Linked DNA regions of Homo sapiens: region 2 is linked to region 1. A link is an interaction called in ENCODE POLR2A ChIA-PET data of the cell type or tissue named here. Cell type or tissue: MCF 10A. All regions are shown on one strand. Links, peaks and the distances in the headings refer to the core of each region. The heading gives the core; the rest is flanking DNA.

Region 1 (3,971 bases), core at 916-3,415:
GAAAAAACTAGAGTTATTTTGTGATTTTTTTTTTCAGCATACAAATAGAGCTAAAAGGAGAAGTTCAAACAGAGCACATTTCATTCCATATAAGTTTATTAAGAGTAACTAAGTGCCAGAGTTGAGTGTATAACATTGTAATGACATCAATAAGATAGGACTCTCAAGTAGAAAATAGTCTAACAAGAATCAGACAAATGAACAAAACACACATTATCTCCTTATCAGAGAGTGCTAAAAAATAAAAATTAAAAAATACACACATTAACACGCAAACTAACAAATGTCGCCAAGGTGGCAGTAACCCTGCTTGAGAGTCACTACGCCCTTTCCACTTCTCTTCCAACATTCCCACCTGGAAAAGAGGTGAGCAGGTGCAGGCTCTGCAACACTCTAGTCTCTGCTTGGCGTATTCCAGCTGTGGAATCCTCCTCCCCTATTTTTGCCTTCCCTGTAAATCCTGCTGTTTCCAGGCCATCATGGCACTTTGCTGCTGCTTTCCCTACTGTTGTGAAAGGCCTGTGAACTGGAAGAAGGCTCACTGAATAATTTAAAGGCAGCTTCTCACTTCCAGAAGCAATGCTCTAGTTACCTAAGATAGCATCAGGCCACCCAGCATTCCGTCTGTGCCTGAGGCAGGTATACACTGGTGAGGCATTGTAGCTAAAACAGCCAGTGAGTCAGCAATGGCAACAACCACCCAAAGAATCTCATTAATTGTGGACTTCACTCAGAGATGGGGGATGATGCTGCATGTGGAAGAGAAGCTGGTTAGATTAATTGGTCAGCAGCAGGACAGCAGGCAAAAGTGTGCTATGTCAACACATTCATAAAGAGATACATGTTTGTGTTTGTTTTTCAACCAAGGACGCAAGTTTTATCTACTTCCTCTTTACTGCCACAAGCCTGTCAGGCTCTGTCGCCCAGGCTGGAGTGCAGTGGCATGATCTCAGCTCACTGCAATCTCCAACTCCCTGGTTCAAGCGATTTTCCTGCCTCAGCTTCCAGAGTAGCTGGGACTACAGGCGCCCGCCATCACGCCTGGCTAATTTTTGTATATTTAGTAGAGATGGAGTTTCACCATGTTGGCCAGGATGGTCTCGATCTCCTGACCTCATGATCCACCCACCTCAGCCTCCCAAAGTGTTGGGATTACAGGCGTGAGCCACCGGGCCCAGCCAGGCATTTGAATAAACACCTTCGTTAGGGAATTCAGAGGAACACAAATCAAGAATACATTTGAGTCCTAAACATAAACAGAAGAACACCTTCTGTGAGGGAAACAAAATGCAGGAAGATCCAGAACTCCCCAGCAAGCTTTGTTAATTCAAGTCCCCAACAACATTTGTTTCTAAACATTCCTTAAATTCCGCATGTACTCATAAGATTTCTAGGTGTGACTACTGAAATGTGCTGATTTAGTTAGGGCTAAATATTGAACAGTTGCTAACGTTGGAGGAAGAATGGAAACAAATCCAAGAAACAAGCTCCTCTTTATATCCACCCTGTGATGGTTGCTCTTGTTAGTTTAATTAAGCTCCTGGATTAATGCAGGTAAGCCCTTCCTGATTCATTCCTTATACATATAGGGAACCCAGCATGAGCCTAAGCTGGGTTCACTCTAGGACTCAGGCATGTCAAGGCTTGTTGCAAAAACTCATGGGTCAGCAACAGAGACTTACTTATGAGAAAGGTAGAAGAACCTCCCGGAGAAGAACCTTTCTTAGGAAAGAGAGCTTCTAAGGCAAACAAGTTTGATACAAGGACAGTGGTCCAGAGTAGGAGGGGTAAAAGGGCAAAAGAAGTGAGATGGGAGCCCCCTTGGAGGTTGAAGAAGCACCAAACTCCTTTTGTTTTTGAGACTCCTGAAATATTACATTAAGAAATACCAAAACTGGGTTATATAAAGAGGCATTTCGCAAATTTACATTTAACATATTAATGTCTTTAACATTAACACAAAACACATTGCAAATAATGGTATTATTCACAAGATCATGAATGGATTTAGAAGTATTAGTAATTGATAATTTAGTATAGTGATGTGGTCCAATATAGGGACACAAGAAAAGGGCTGTGTGGTGAGTGCTGTCTTCTTTCACTTCAGGTGGCATCTCTCTGAGATGGGATGAATAACCTCATTTGGAGTCATCTCTGTCATTGGCCTGTGTCTGTCCCTCGGAGTATCCTCCTGCTCAGCCTTCACTGACCCAGCCTGAAATCTATGCCTAGGGGCTGCAGGAAAATAGCAAGTAGAAACCACAAGAGCTCTTAAGCTCTGAGAGATGCTGAGCATGCAAACCTTCTGGTGCCAACAACTTCTTCAGCAACTTTGTTGACTTTGGCAACCACAGGAGTCAGCTCAGACATTATCGCCTTGACCAGGCATCAGTAGCCTTGGCACAGGTGTTGCTGGGCAATCACAGCAGTGGAAGTGCCTTTGGCCAACACCAGCAGCGGCTTCATCTTCCAGGCATATTGGCAACAGGAACGTGGCTTTCAGTATTGGTTATAAGAATGATGGCTGATGAAAACCAAGGCTGGCAGGAAAACTGCAATAGCCATGGGGTAACCAGGAGGATCTTGTTCCATCAATTAATTCTTCCCTGCCCTCTCTCTTGGGGGCTAGCCTTCCCCCAGATAGTACACTTTCTGTTTGTCTGTGGCTGATCTCATGGGGACAGACCATGTAAGGAATCACTGCCTTGATTGAGTGGGTGAGCCTAAATAGTTCTGGGGGGTTAGTATTCAGAAGACCCCTTGGCCATAGATATAAGGCTCATTTTCCCATATAAGCTTTATCAGTAATTTTTTAAATGTTACAACTTTGACTCTATATGCTGTTCTTTTGGCTTATTTCTAGATTGATTCATAACTCAGGAATGAGAAGTGCTGTTTTATTAAGACTCTCAAATACTAAAGGAATCATCGTTATCATCATAATCATCATCAACATCATCAATCCTCATTACTGCATTCCCAGGCCCCGGTATATTATTTGGCTTTAGCAGACATCTAAATATATATGTAGCCAGGCGTGGTGGCTCATGCTTTTAATCCCAGCACTTTGGGAGGCCAAGGCAGGTCGATCACCTGAGGCCTAGAGTTTGAGACCAGCCTGGCCAACATGGTAAAACCCTGTCTCTATTTTAAAAAATACAAAAAATTAGCCAGGCATGGTGACAGGTGCCTGTAATCCCAGCTACTCGGGATGCTGAGGCAGGAGAATCACTTGAGGGTGAGGTTGGGAGGTGGAGGTTGTGGCAAGCCAAGATTGTGCCACTGCACTCAGCGAAATTCCATCTCAAAAAAATAAATAGTCCAGGCGCAGTGGCTCACACCTGTAATCCCAGCACTTTGGGAGGCCGAGGCAGGTGGAATACTTGAGGTAAAGAGTTCGAGACCAGCCTGGCCAAACAAAACCCCATCTCTACTAAAAATACAAAAATTAGCCAGACGTGGTGGTGTGCACCTGTAAGCCCAACTACTCAGGAGGCTGAGGCAGGAGAATCACTTGAACACAGGAGGTGGAGGTTGCAGTGAGCCGAGACCATGCCATTGCACTCCACCCTGGGTAACAAGAGTGAAACTCTGCCTCAAAAGAAAAGTGTGTGTGTGTGTGTGTGTGTGTGTGAAATAATGAATATATGAGAAAATATACAATACTCACTCCAGTACAGTATAAAAAATATCTGGTTAGAATTTGAGGGATGTGTAATAAGAAAAAGGCATATCCAGAGAAGAACTGTTTGATTATTGTTACAATGACTCAGTTTTTACCTGAAGGCTGGTATATCCCAGGAAACATAGCTTATTGATTGATTGATTCATACTTTCACAAAACATATTTTGAGCATTCAACATGCACTAGACATATAGAACTAGAATGCCTACCCTTAAGCAGTTAATAATCTAGTTGGGTAAGCAGATCTGAGTGTGAGTAACTGAAATTCAGTATGATGAAAGATTTA
Region 2 (3,396 bases), core at 172-2,671, 180 kb before region 1:
AACCAGCTTCTTCCAAACTCCCCTTAATGATATTTTGACCTGCTCCTATGAATCATGAATATTCTTAATGGAATCTAGAAGGATACATTCTTTCCAGAGCTCTTCAATTTGCTTAGATTCATCAGAACAATCACAATCTATGGTAGCTATAGCCTTACAAAATATTAATATACCTCTAGGCTTGAAGGCCAAAATTACTCCTTGATCATGGGCTGCAGAATGGATGTTGTATGAGCAGGCATGAAAAAAAACATTAATCTACTTGTACATCTCCAGAAGAATTCTTGGGTGACAAGGTACCTTCTCAGTGAGCAGTAATATTTTGAAAGGAATCCTCTTTTCTGAGGAGTAGGTCTCAACAGTGGGCTTAAAATAGTCTATAAATCATGCTACAAACTGATATGCTGTCATCCAGGCCTCGTTGTTCCATTTATAGAACACAGGCAGAGTAGATTTAGCATAACTGTTAAGGGCCCTAACTGGTATTGGCTTCAATGTAAAGTCACCACCTGCATGAGCCCTTAACAAGAGAGTCATCCAATCCTTTGAAGTTGTAAAGCCAGGCATTGCCTTCTTCTCTCTAGCTGTAAAAGCCCTGGATGACATCTTCCTCCCATAGAAGGCTATATTTTCCGCATTGAAAATCTGTTGTTTCATGTAGCCACTTTATCAGTGATCCTAGCTAGACCTTCTGGATAACTTGCTGCAGCTTCTACATCAGCACTTGCTGCTTCACCTTGCACTTTCACGTTATGGAGACAGCTTCTTTTCTTAAACTTCATGAACCCACCTCTGCTAGCTTCAACTTTTCTTCTGCAGCTTCTTCACACTTCTCAGGCTTCGTAGAATTAAAGAAAGTTACTGCCTTGCTCTGAATTAGGTTTTGGCTTAAGAGAATGTTGTGGCTGGTTTGATCTTCTATTGAGTCACTAAAACTTTCTCCATATCAGCAATAATGCTGTTTCATTTATCATTCATGTGTTCACTAGAGTAGTACTTTTAATTTCCTTCAAGAACTTTTCCATTGCATTTACAACTAGCTAACTGTTTGGTGCAAGAAGCCTCGCTTTTGGCCTGCCTGGTCTTTCGACATGCCTTCCTAAGCTTAATCATTTCTAGCTTCTGATTTAAAGTGGGAGACAAGTGACTCTTCCTTTCACTTGAACACTTACAGGTCATTGTGGGGTTATTAATTGGCCTAATTTCAATATTGTTATGTCTCAGGGAATAGGCGGGATCGAGGAGAGGAAAAGACATGAGGAGATGGCCAGTAGGTAGAGAAGTCAAAACACACACAACATTTATAGATTAAGTTTGCCGACTTATGTGGGCACAGTTTGTAGCTCCCCAAAAGAATTACAATAGTAACATCAAAGATCACTGATCATAGATCACCATCGCAGATACCACAAGAAACAAGTTTGAAATATTGTGAGAGTTACCCAAATGTGACACAGAGACATGAAGTGAGCATGTGCTGTTGGAAAAATGGTGCTGATAGACTTGCCTGGTGCAGGGTTGCCACAAACCTTCAATTTGTAAAAAAATGCAATATCTGTGGAGTGCAATAGAGTGAAGTGCAATAAAATGAGGTGTGCCTGTAACAACCTGCCCAAGGAGGTTAAGTAGTTAGTGAAAGACAAGGTGTTTCCTAAATGCTAGCATTAGTTTCAATGGCCATCTAACTCTCCCAGAAGAATAAACGTAGGCTATTTTTATTAAGCAACCACAACAGCAATAGCCACGAAAACTAGCAATCTGGAGTGAAGAGCTCCCATACTGAGCCTTGTACTAGAATCACAAAAAGATAGAGCGCTTCTGTTATTGAACATCTACCGGGTGCCCTGCAGGTCACGTTTGTCATGCTGTTTAATCCTCACAGCAATCCTATGGGAGTTGCCTAAAGTCACACACACTTATGAAATATGTCTGACTCCACCACAGCCTGAGGGAATTGTCCCTGCTTTCGAGGGTCTCACAATCTAAGTAGATCAGATGCCTACCCACCACATCTTGCCACTTTACCACCAAGACCTGAACACACATACACACACACACCCTACACAGAGCCAAAAGCACCTATAAAGCAAAATGCCTGCATAGAAATATAGTATAAAATGTATAGATTAGGGCCACAAAAGAATGACTGAGTCAGTTACATGAGTTAATTAGAAAAGACTTCCTGGAGGAGCAGAGCTTTAAGCTGTGTTTTAAAAGACAAAAAGGACAAATATAAGTAAAGTGAATCAGGCATTCTCCAAGAAGAATGTAATGGGTAAAGGCCTGGAAACAAGAATGAGCATGCTGTGGATGGGCGATGACAAGTAGCTTTGTTTGACTGAAACAAAGTTTTCCACAGTCCTGAAGAATCATTCATGTGAAAAAATATTTAAGAACTCAGCTATGTGTGCTCATAGGTGAACGTTGTCTTTCTCTGAATAGAATTTTGCTACTTGCTGTAGAACCATCAGCATCTACTGAGATGGCTTTAAAATAATGCTGGGAACCATTGCTTGCTTTTTTCAATTCCTTCGCAGTTTTCTCCCTGTGGGACCATTCAATTCTCATCTTTGGGCTCCTCTGAGTTCTAGCAGCACTCACTCCCTTAGGTCTATAAATACTAGTATTAAACACATACACACACGCAAACTTTCTATTTCCTTAAGAGGGGAATACAATCTTTATTTTTAGTTGAAATGTATTATTGTGCATTTTCTGAGATTCTTTCCCAAGAAAAGACCACAACTATTTGTAGTCAAAGAATATTTTGCAGTTCAGCATGTGGAAACTTGTTTTTGTAAGATACTTTAATGCATTGCTAAAGAAATATATTTGCTTTGCTTTGCTGCTTGTTATTTTTATAGACCATTTATTCGTGATACTAAGAGCTTTAAACAATAAATGAACACAACCCCAACCCTCCATAATCTCCTCTGGGGAGGAAGCGGGGTCTGGATGTTAAGCCATACCAGATGATGGAACAACAGGAACTCTGGGCCTGCTTCCTGGTTTCAACGCAAGTCAATTATGGCAATTCCCTGTGCCTCAGTTTCTTCATTAAAATGGAGATAGCCATTCTCACCTCATAGTAAATGCTTATAAAATATGTTCAAAGGCCCAGCGAACTATAAATATAGGTTTGAAAGTACTCACTTTCTCCTATTTCTGATAAAACCACAATATCTACGTGATGTAATAAGAAAAGTCGCCAGAATAGAGAATTGATCATTCCTGACAGACCTCTTAGATGGTGACAAAAATGCCACTTAAAATTACATTAATTTATATGTGGCCCAATTCTGAGGGAAAGGTTCATAGTTCTGATCTTTGAATGCCTTTCCTAGGCTTCTGAATATATGTATGTTGCTTTAGAATACTGCTTTTAACATTATCTAT

The links. Peaks named below come from ENCODE experiments on the same cell type or tissue, not always from the same donor. Only the 100,000 strongest peaks of a DNase experiment are listed, where the experiment ranks them.
Region 2: POLR2A ChIA-PET joins it to region 1 with 7 read pairs; 3 of 35 experiments call an interaction of 5 or more read pairs at or near these places.

The regions. Positions count from the first base shown.
Region 1 is chr1:220,334,220-220,338,190 of GRCh38, reverse strand. No RefSeq gene overlaps it. Among named protein-coding and RNA genes, the nearest start is that of RAB3GAP2, 64 kb to the right of the region's middle. RefSeq lists enhancers at 1,191-1,698, 1,101-2,300. In MCF 10A, for the core only: no CTCF peak of the experiment used is centred there; DNase peaks (open chromatin) are centred at 1,640 and 2,340.
Region 2 is chr1:220,515,094-220,518,489 of GRCh38, reverse strand. No RefSeq gene overlaps it. Among named protein-coding and RNA genes, the nearest start is that of MARK1, 11 kb to the left of the region's middle. RefSeq lists a silencer at 2,169-2,463. In MCF 10A, for the core only: no CTCF peak of the experiment used is centred there; no DNase peak of the experiment used is centred there.